2 separate regions of the Homo sapiens genome follow, and region 1 is linked to region 2. A link is a loop called in an ENCODE intact Hi-C map of the cell type or tissue named here. Cell type or tissue: PC-3. All regions are shown on one strand. Each heading gives the region's core, and the rest is flanking DNA. Links, peaks and the distances in the headings are about the cores only. Region 1 has its middle 110 kb from the start of LINC02053. Region 2 has its middle 160 kb from the start of LINC02053.

Region 1 (2,931 bases), core at 131-2,630, 57 kb before region 2:
ACATTCACAGGGATGAGCAGTTGATTGGTCAATGCCAGTTATGGCAGACTTGTTTCCAGCTGTCTTAGCTCTTCAATACCCAAATGTGGTCATGTGACCCAAATGTCAATTGACTCTGAAGTGGTTCTGGGAAGGCTTCTGATGCTGATGGAAAGAGATACACTCTGTTATGAGCCCTCCCATTTCTTACTTCTTCCTAGCTTCGACATGAATTTGGAATATAAACAGCAGCTGCCATAGTGCTATATGAGCTATGGACATGAGGATGAAAGCCAAAATGCTAAAAACTGCAGAACACAAAGGTGGAAAATCTGGGTCTGTGATGTTGTTGAGTAGTTAACTAGTGTAGAAGCTAGCTGGCTCCATATTTCTTGGCATGTAACGAAAATACACTATTTTTCATTTAAGGTGCTGTTATCAAGTCTCATTTGTAGCCACACACCCAGTAATAATGTCCACATATGCTATTTAGGACTTCTCTGCCTAGAAAACCGAGAGGATGCCTCACTACCTCATGTTGGATGTCGTCCTCTCTGCAGGTCACTGATACCAGCTGGGCTTAGGCTTCTGTGTCCCCTGGGCACCATTTTCTCCTCTGAGCCTACCTGTTACCACCACTAGACATCAATTATTTATATGACAGCCTGGATGGTACTCTTTATTTTTCATGTTGGTTAAAGCAGAGAGCACACACAGCAATAAAGACCGGTCCCCAGAGTGAATATTCTCAAGGTGCAAGATGAATTTGGACTGGAATCAGAGAACAAAAGTGAGTCAGGTTTGCACAGCAGTGATTCCCATAAAAACGGAGATCCAGTTGACAGAAATAGTTCAGGACTAAACTGAGACGTACTAATACATTGTTCCCCTTCAAACCAAAAATATTTAACTATCTATTCAACAGTAGAGACAACGGGAGAAACTGATTTCCTGTTAATAACATCATACACTAAAAGAGGTAACATGCTAAATGCACTTCTACCAACTTAGGCAGATTCAGTCTTCTGAAGATGAAAAATAAGAAAAATATTTCTGTCTTCTGTTTTTGTCATCGTTGTTGTTGTTGGTTTTGGTTTTTGTCAATTTTCTGAACCAGAAAACTTTCTGTGAACTCCACTAAAAGGTTGAACAGTTGGATAATAAACTATGTATTCACTTCAAATAGGCTTGTGCCATGCATTCTTTCATTTCAGAAATTTCAGCTGTAATTGCTGATTTCAGGCAGAGTATTCAACAGGATAGGCACCGTCAAGCAGGGTTGTTTGTATTTCCTCTTGGCAGAGCAATACCAGTTTGCATTTTGTTCATCGAGTGCAGGTGGAAACCTGAGTTAACCGGCACCTGTTCCTGATTTACTCTGTTGATGCCTTAGCATTCCTTAACAACTGATATCCTTGGCAGTTGTCTGGTTGGCGTGCCCCTTAACATAGTTCTAAATGAGTCACTGTTGTAGGAGAAATGCAGAGGAAGAAGAAAGAGGGCATCTACAATGCCGAGAGGGAAATCCCGTGGACAGCTGGGTGCTGAGCTCTCTTCGTGTGGGTGTTTCTGCCTGCAGGCCTGAAAGGAATAAGCACAACTCCCAACAGAGTTTATCATATCACCACAGGGTATATCCTGATTTGAGCTTGTTACAAAAATCCAGAATCTTCAACTAAGTCGACAGCAACAAAATAATGTATTTCCCTAATTTCTTTATTCTTCTTCATTTTAATAATTAAGACAGTTAAATATATTTATTGGGAATTTAATGTATATTAAGCACTGTTCTAAAAACCATAGGTGATATAGCAAATGTATCTCAGAATTTCCAGCTGAATAACAACAGGATTGAAATTAAAAGTGAATGTGATAATAATCGAATGAAAACAAAATGCTGTTGATGGCAAAACAAAAATGAAAATGAGCACACCCAAGTTAAATATTTGCACTATTTGTCAAATTCAACAGCACTGGTTCCACTTGGTGTGCTGAGTATGTTGTTTTAAACTGAGAAATATAACCCTCTACTAGCCTCTAGCTAACAGTAGATGAATAAAAAGGATTTAGGCCCATTCAATATTCTAGAAGTGAGAAATAATGTATAATGTTTTAAGAAATGAATTTCCAACAACTTTCTACAACTGAGCTGACATTCAGCACACAAGTCCACATTTATTAGACTCCAGGAAACTATCATAACTGGAGGAAAAGCAAAATAATCAAAGATACACATTTTTAAACTTGTGCAAAAATCTGAGAAGTATCAGTTTATTACTGAAATTTGTGGCCATAATTTTAAAAATATGTTTTCACCAAACTAGTTCTGACTGTATTAGGTCAGTCAGAGAGAAAGGATGGTTCTATTGTAAGAAAGGTTGTTAGGAAGAAGAATTTCTTCAAGACTATAAGCAAGTGCTGCTGTCAAGTGGAAATGAGGGTGTTTGCTCCATGGAAATGATTGGGTCTTTGAAGTGGCATCACAGAAGTCTCTTTGCATTACTGTGTGTCACAGTTTCACAAGAGAGGCCTTAAGTTTTCCTAACCAAAAGAAAATAATAATGATAATGGCAAAAATATCCTTTGGAAAGAATCTAGAAATGAATTTCTTCTGGTGGGCAAAAGAATAATAAAGCTAAACACCATAGTTCATATACACAGATTATCAGTTAACATATGGCTGAGTAATAAATAATCTTCACTTTATAGAATAGCTGAGTTTAAGTAAGATCAGATTAAAAACATTATTCAGAGAGTCTTATTTTTGATATTTCCTTAACATTAAAGTGTATTTTTTTGTTGTTGGGAAAAAATAATGTCCTTGAAGACTCACATTAAACACTTTGATGAAAAAACATAACTTAGTGGCCATGGCCATGCTATGCTCACTACCATGTTTTACCAACAGTACAGCTCTATGAAGAGAGAAAGTTCTTTCTTAGCAATCCACAC
Region 2 (2,931 bases), core at 193-2,692:
CATAGGCTGCAATCCTCACAACCACAGTGATAATATTAGAAGGTGGAGACTTTGGGAAGTAATTAGTTCATGAAGGTAGAGCCCTAGTGAATGAGATTGATGCCTTTATAGAAGGGCCCCCAGAAAGCTCTCAGTCTCTTTCTGCCATGTGAAGATACGATAAGAAGTCAGCAGTCTGCAGTCTGGAAGGGGGCCCTCCCCAGAACCAACCATATTGGCACACCGATCTTGGACTTCCAGACTCCAGAACTGTGAGAAATAAACTTTGGTTGTTAATAAGCCACCAGGACCATGGTACTTTATCATAGCAGCTCAAACTAAGACAGTAGGAAGGTAAAAGTAGAACAGTTGTAATCTCCCCATAGCCCACTCCTTCATGCCTTGAAAGCTCCTGAGCTATCTCATTGAAAAATGCTAAGGCTTCATTAAGCAGTGTTTCAAAACCACACACTTGTCCAACTTTCACTTAATGAATGTTGAAATATAAGGAGTAATGTAAAGTGCCTAAGGGACTTGAAGACAGATTATTTGATCATAGTCTGATATTTTCTTCTATACCATATGCATGCACAGAAAACATATACATTATATACTTGTGAGTCATTAATGATAAGAAGAATAATAACTACATAGCCACATAATATTTTACAAAACACAGTGTCACTAATGATATCACTTGGCATCCATAACACCTTCATTTCCAAAGTGGGAACTGAGGCTCAAAGAGAAGTAATTCACCCAAGGCCACAGAGCTGATATGTTGTTAGGTTGGGACTCAAGCGCAACTCTATTCTTAGGTGAATGTATAAATATAGACACCTACTATGTACCCACAAAATTTAAAAATAAAAAATAAAACAATAAAATAAAAAATCTCTCCAGGTGGTACTAGTGTGCAGCTAACATTGTGAAACACTGGCCTACAGAATAGAATCCTAGCTCCTTCATATAGCACACAAATCCTCTGTGATAGCTTCAGGTCCAGCTCTCCAATCTTACCCTCTGCTGCTTGGCAACCCGACACTTTGCACTCCAGGATCGTAATAGTAGGAGGTTATTGAACCTAATACATTTTCCACTCCTTTTCACATTGTATTCCTTCTCTCTTTTCATATATCTAATGAACTCCTAGTCATCCTTCAAGACCCTGCTCAAGTAGTGACTCTTAGGTGAAGATTTCCCTGACCTCTTTAAACAGAGTTTATGGCTCATTCCTCTGGTTCCACTTTACCATGTACACTATTCTATTATTGTGTTTACAATAGTGACTCACTTAATTATCTCCCTTAGTGAACTTGGCAGAGCAATGTCTTGCTCATATTTTTTGCATGATGGGGGTGGAGTTTTTCTGTCTACCACCACCTGTCATTATCTGCCTTTTTGACTCAGTACCAATTTTCCTGATTTTGTGGGATCATTATTTCTTTCATATATGAAGGAATCAGGAACCTTGCTTAAGAGCATCCTCCCCTGCGTATTATCTGTAACAGAATTGCAGGGACTGGCCACAAAAGCAAGTTAAGTCAGCAGTCTACAGATTGACACAGCCTGAGTTTCTGGTAGTTGATCAATTAAACCACATGTATTTATTATGTGTCTGTTTTATGCTTGGCATCTCAGTATTAAAACACCAGGTAATCTCTACCTAAAGTTACTCACTCTCTAGTTTTCCACCTTGACTCATATAAAGGACCTGAAGCATATCCAGCATATTTGCAACTTAACTGAGAAGTAGAGAGCTGATAATCTGTACCCTAAAAATCTTAAAATATGAAGAATAAGCAATAAGCCATTGTATGGTTTGTTTATAGGGGTCTTTTTAAACTCCTGGTGGATGTTTACAATTCCTCCATTACAGTTTCAGCTGGTTAGTATAAGATTTTGAACCCTGTTAAAACGCAATAACCTTGGAAAGGAAAACATTAAGTTGTTGCTAGCTAATTTTACCTCCCTGTTAAAGAAATGCCTAGGAGTAGATTTTTAGGAAGACAAAGGATAAGAGCAAGAAGGAGTGTAGAAAAGAGGCATTAGCAAGTAGGTAAAAAATTAAAGAATGAAATACTAGGAAAATGAATGATTCCACAAGGCTTAGGTCAAATATTGTGGTACATTGTGTGGATGAGCAAAATTAAGGTAAATTTTTATGTAAGAATAGAAAATATTAAAATCTGGCTATTTCTAATAATTTTCAAAAATTTATGTACTAACATAAAAATTAATTATGTACTGGAATGAGCAAATCAAAAGGTTATTGATGATAAAGCCACTATGTCAGAGATAACCAAAATATCCAATAATAGGGATAGTTTAATAAAATAAATTATTTTATTATTTGTAAGCACTGAACTTTTATACAACTATTATAAATAATGATCTAGAACAGTATATAATTTCTTAAGATGTTATAGATTAGGAAAGATATGCATGATATATGAAGCAAAAAAATCAGATTATAAATAATATATATGATCCTAGATTTTTGGGAAAAATATATGTACATACACATGTATACATAGAAAGAAAGATCTAACCACACTGTTAGCAGTGCTTAGTTTTGTAGGAGTCTGGGGTGGAAAAACTACAAATATTATAAGGAAGTAAAGAACTTTATGCTTATCTATGTCCTTTAATTTTGTTTTAAACTACAATTTAAAAACTATTATAAACTTCAAAGGAAGTCTAGGAAAGTTATAAAATTATAGTGCATTCTGTCATATTACATGGATTATTAATTATAGAGAATGTGAGGGAAATACTGAGTGTTTGACTAAGAGCCCCAGTGAGGGTTCTGCTAAGAGAAGTGCCAAAGTTGGCTGAAGGATCACTATTTGCAAGATCCTGCTTATATGACAAGAGCAATCAAACAAACCCAAAGCATCCACATAATTCAAAAAATATTTAAAGTCAAATAAGATTTGCAAGGTAGACAAA

The links. A loop is a pair of places that touch in the nucleus more often than their neighbours do. Peaks named below come from ENCODE experiments on the same cell type or tissue, not always from the same donor. Only the 100,000 strongest peaks of a DNase experiment are listed, where the experiment ranks them.
Region 1: it touches region 2 in a loop (4-fold over the local background); 2 of 110 quality-filtered maps call a loop at or near these places.

Annotation. Positions count from the first base shown.
Region 1 is chr3:180,305,374-180,308,304 of GRCh38, reverse strand. No RefSeq gene overlaps it. Among named protein-coding and RNA genes, the nearest start is that of LINC02053, 110 kb to the left of the region's middle. In PC-3, for the core only: no CTCF peak of the experiment used is centred there; a DNase peak (open chromatin) is centred at 1,424; H3K4me3 peaks cover 1,116 bases; H3K27ac peaks cover 1,651 bases.
Region 2 is chr3:180,248,658-180,251,588 of GRCh38, reverse strand. No RefSeq gene overlaps it. Among named protein-coding and RNA genes, the nearest start is that of LINC02053, 160 kb to the left of the region's middle. In PC-3, for the core only: no CTCF peak of the experiment used is centred there; a DNase peak (open chromatin) is centred at 1,248; H3K27ac peaks cover 1,648 bases.